Regions from separate parts of the Homo sapiens genome. Here region 2 is linked to region 1. A link is a loop called in an ENCODE intact Hi-C map of the cell type or tissue named here. Cell type or tissue: PC-9. All regions are shown on one strand.

The links. Peaks named below come from ENCODE experiments on the same cell type or tissue, not always from the same donor. Only the 100,000 strongest peaks of a DNase experiment are listed, where the experiment ranks them.
Region 2: it touches region 1 in a loop (3-fold over the local background); 2 of 110 quality-filtered maps call a loop at or near these places.

Annotation. Positions count from the first base shown.
Region 1 is chr5:33,049,068-33,051,567 of GRCh38, reverse strand. It overlaps LOC105374715 (a long non-coding RNA gene), which reads left to right and starts at 2,165. Exons shown (of 3, transcript NR_188269.1): 1 at 2,165-2,333. In PC-9, no CTCF peak of the experiment used is centred here; a DNase peak (open chromatin) is centred at 1,457; H3K27ac peaks cover 1,810 bases.
Region 2 is chr5:33,147,324-33,149,823 of GRCh38, reverse strand. No RefSeq gene overlaps it. Among named protein-coding and RNA genes, the nearest start is that of LINC02160, 81 kb to the left of the region's middle. In PC-9, no CTCF peak of the experiment used is centred here; a DNase peak (open chromatin) is centred at 1,403; H3K4me3 peaks cover 1,106 bases; H3K27ac peaks cover 2,084 bases.

The sequences.
Region 1 (2,500 bases):
GATTGAATCTATTTGGAAACTTTTGAGTTTTCTGGATCTGAATGTCCATATTTATCCTAAGACTTGAAGATTTTTCAGCAATTATGTAATTAAATATGCCTTTTTTCCCTTTCTCTCTCTTTTCTCTTTCTGGAACTCCCATAATGTGAAAATTTGTTCACTTAATGATGTCCCATAAGTCTCATAGGCTGTCTTCACTCTTTTCTTTCTGTTTTCATTTTTTTCTCTAACAGTCATTTCAAAAGAACTATCTTCAAGTTTATAAATTCTTTCTTCTGCTTGATGTAAATTTTTGTTTCTTTAGGGTCAGTTACTGGAGAATTATTGTGTTCCCCAGGTGGTGTCACATTTCCTTTGTTTGTTTGTTTCTTATGTACCAGCATTGATGTTCTGCATCTGGTGGTATAGTCATCTCTTCCAAACTTTAAAGAGTGGCTTTTATAAAAGACTTTCACTGGCATATGGGCCTGAGGGTGCCAGTTCAACAGAGTGCAATGGCTCTGATTCCATATAGGTGCAGTGGTATAATTACCATGCAGCTTCTTCATTTGTCATCAATGTTAGTGATGACTGTAAGTGTCTCAGTGGTCTAGGCTGCAGGGATTATGGCAGTGACAGTGACTGCTTAGGTTATTAGGGCAAGGGCTTTAGGGATCCTCATATTCTTATCTTTCTCACAGTGGGGAATCATAGCCATAAGAGGATCTCTCTTAGTATTGGGACTGACATGGGTCACAGGCAGCTATTGTAGCCATATAAGTGACAATGGCACTAGAATCCAGGGCATAGATATTCAGAGCAGCTGCAAAGCTGGTTTCCTGGGCTTGAGGTCTTATAAAACTAATGTAGCGCCAGGGACTTGAGGTGCCAGTTTACTCTCCAAAGCATGAGTGAATGCTGTTCTCCCACTAACCTGGGGTCTGCTGCTCTGAGGCACACCCCAGGAGCTTGGGCCCAAGGGGCTGTGATATAGCTGTGGTTCTGAGCCTGGTGGGGAGGGGCACAACACTGGCATAGCTCTGGGAAAGAATGAGTGCTCTGGAGGGCCCCAGGATGGCTTGCTATTGTGGTATAGTACTGGCTAAACTTCCAGGACAGAGAGGTGCAGTGGCTACTCACTCCCAGAGCAAGACACACTGTAGCAGGGTTTGGTCCCCAGGAGCAAGGCACAGCTGCAGTTCAGTACTGAGGATCCAAGAGAGCATAGTGACAGCTCGGACTCTGGGTGATAAAGTACCATGCTGTGGTGACTCTGGGCCCTAGGATGATGGGACATGACAGTAGTCCAGGCTCTGTGAGGTCAAGTGCAACAGCAGTAAGAACCCAGGAATGTCAATATGTCACTGTGGCTGTGCCCAAGGGGGAAGTGGGGTGATGGGGAGCAGTGCAGCAATGACTCCACTTCCCATAGAGGCAGGGTGCTCAGCAGTTCAGGCTATGGGACCCTAGTCCAGCTCCAGGTAGGCAGGAGACTATGACTGTTTGTCCTGGACTGTGGAGTGCCACAGTTCAGCCAAGGCTCTGATTCCCTAGGATGTGAGTCACCATGTCTGCTTGGCCCCGGAAAGCCTGGCTACATGAGTCAGTGGAGTCCCTGGATCACAGGGAGTGGGTCACTGCCTTAGCTGTGGTGCTAAGGGGCGCAACTGCTGTGGTGTGCAGCAGACCTGGGGTGCCTAGGAGCAAAGTGCTGCCTCAGCTGTGGCACCAAGGGGATGTGACTGCTCTGATGTGAAGGAGGCTGGGTAGTCCTGGGGGTGGGATGCTGCCTCAGCTGTGGCACCAGGGGTATGACTGCTCTGGAATTTCTAGGCTTCAAGTCACCAGAGGTGGGACATCGCTTCTGCTCAGCCCTAAGGAGAGGGTAAACCAGCGACTAGGATAGGGGACAAAGTCATTCTGTGGTAGCTTGGCCCTAGTGGTCAGGTTATAGCATCAGCTTTGCCCCATGATGGCTCGCTACTGAGCGTGGTATAGTGCTGGCTAAACCTCCAGGATGGAGAGATTCAGTGGCTACTCACTCCCAGAGCAGGCCACACCCTAGCAGTGGCTCAGATTCTGAGAGGGCACAGAGTAGTAGCAGCACAGGCCACAGAGGGGTGGGGCACAGTGTCTGCTTTTTCTCTGGGCGTAGCCCAGGATTTAGACTCCAGGGAGCTCCCTCAGTTGGGCTCAGAACCTGCGAGGATGGCAGCGGTGTCCAGCAGTGAAGACTGAAGGTGTCCACAGCTGTGATAGGGGCTTCTGGGTCCTCTTGCTTGCTTTTCTTCACAGGAAGAAGTCCCTCCTAGCTCCTAGGGGGTTTGATTGTGAGCGGCAAGGGTGTGGCAGAGGTGAGGTGTCTCCTTCCTTTCTCTATGTGATCATCCTGAGTTTCTGTGCTTTGCCCGATTTTAGCTGTTTCTTTCTTGTTCTCCAGTGCTCTCCTTTATTTTATTTTTTTTGTCAAAATATGGTTGTAAATTCATTGTTTTGGGCTTTTTGTGGTAAGGAAGGGACA
Region 2 (2,500 bases), 98 kb before region 1:
CAGCTATAAAAGAGAAAGAGCATGGAAGAGAGTAAAAGATGTTTTTAATAGACTAGACTGGATAGTGGTATCCTCAATTCTGCTGACATTTCATTGGTTTGAATTCAATCATATGATGACATGTACATGCAAGGAAGTCTGGAAAATGTAGCTTTAGCTATGAGGATAAGAAAAAAGTTGTGAATGTTGATGAGCATTTTATAATCTCTGCTATACCATCACTTGTTAACGTGCTTTAATGCAGAGTTATTAGGCCTAAAAATCCAATGTAATATTACGTAGCCACGTAAAATCAGTGGTTCTGGTTGCTTGCAGGATCAACATAAAATTTGGCCTAAATATGTAATTTCCATGTGAACGGCTTCTGTTTTCATCCAGTATCAAACTTGAACAATAGATGAACTGAGCACCTCTTTGATTTCTTCAGTAAATAATCCCATCATACCACCACATTAACAAGCAATGTAGAAGTGATCTACAATTTCATAGGAGTGGCAGACAACATTCACCATACAGCAAACGGCTCAATAAATCTTCATCACACATTTTCATTCTCTTCCAAAGTCTTCTTTCAACTGTGTGGCCATTTGAAGACTTAAAAAAAAACTTTTCCAGCATGAAGGCCCTAAATCTTCCCAGCTTCTATGTCCCGTACCTATATCAACTTTCTTATATATCTTGTAATAGACCAGATATACTAAACATGCATACCCACACTCATCACCTTATTTAGGAAAAAACATAAGACCCTTTAAATTACTGATTCCATCCTCCTCAAAAAGCAGTAAGGGATGATAAATTGCATCCCGTCCTCCCCACTCGCCACTGTACAAGTTATGTCAAAGGGCTTTTTGGCAGACTCATTTCTACCTTTTAAAATTTTATCTCTAGTTTTCCCCTTCATGCCTCCTACTATACTCCAGTTATTCTGAACTCCTCTCACTATTCCTTGAGCACATTATGGTGGATTTGTTTTTTCATATCTCTAGGGCCTTTGTAGAGACTACAGCCTCCACTCAGAACCCTTCTCCTGCTTCTGCATGTCAAAATCCCATAAACCCTAGGGGCTGGCTTAAATGTCTCCTTCACTGTGGAGCCTTACCTACCCTTATTTCACTGCTCTCACCTGCACAGAATTTATCACTCTGTCTTCTCTGCTCTGATAGAATTCTGTACACATTTCTATTTTAGTACTTATTGCATTGTCTAATATATTATTCAGGTATCTAGTTCTTCAGAACAGAGAGATTTTGTCATCTTTGAATTCTCAGTGTAGTACCTAAGACGGGGCTTGAAACACAATTTCTCAGTAAATGTTTGTGGATGCAGAAAAACTGTCCTGAGAGCTGAAAGCTGGCCAAGAGACAGGGAGGCTCTCAGTCCATGACCAAAGGTTGAGTAACTAGTCTGGAACGCAGAGCACTCCCATGAGGGAAGCCTTCAGGGTAACTTTAATTCTTTCCCCTAAAGTGCTATCCTTGCAGGGGAAAAAACATTTTTGGAGCTATTTTAATTTGCTAGTTTCCAACAGGTTCTTAAATTACACTTTCTGTGAAGAGAATGCTGAAAGAGAGAGGAGATTAAGTAAAAGGAGAATACCAAGCCAGAAGCTAAGGACATTCCGGAAATGTTATGAGAGTTAAAATGTGTAACTTCTCCCTTCACTTCCTGGGTTTACGTGTATTTGATGTAGCTTGACCTATTGAACTCAGCTTGGGTTTCCCTGTGGAGTCTCTTTCAGGCCAAACTATCTATCTACTGTAACAGATAGAGAAATAACCATATATCCCTAACAGTTCCATACATTCCTATGAATTAATAAAATAATCCAGAAACTAAGTTTTCTAGTGCAATTTAGAAAGTAATTAACAACACTATGAATCTTTGCATGGAGGAACATGTTGACTGTGTAGTCAGTAACCCAGCCTTCTTTGTTATTATTTTGACCTTGATGCTAAAGCTGACCAGAGATAGGTGAGTAAAATGATACCCCATCAGAAAATTAAGGTACATCCTCCAGAGAATTAGGCAGTAGAGATATATCCAAAGTATGATAGATGCCCTTTTATACCAACTGGAATGGTAGTTGTTTAGTGTATTATTTAGGTAGCTCTAGCTGCTATTTACAAATAAATCTCCAAGTCTCAATGGTTCAACACAAAAATGTATTTCTTCCTCATGTTGGGCATCTCACCTCCAAATGATGATGGTTTAGGGATAATGGTTTCTTTTCTATGGTTTCTTCCATACTAGGGCTCTGGCAAATTCAACATAGGACTCTCCCAAGATTTCCCTGTGGCTTGTCTTCATCCTAGGCAGTGAAAAGGGGGAAACAGCACAGAGGCTCTTATGTGGGAGGGCTTTATGCATCAGGTCTGGAAAGGGTGCACGTTACCTCTAAGTCCATTCCTTTGGCAAAAAGCCAATCACAAAACCATGCCCAACTCCAAGAAAATCTGGAAACGTATTCATGCTATTGCAAGAAGCAGGAAAGTGGTGT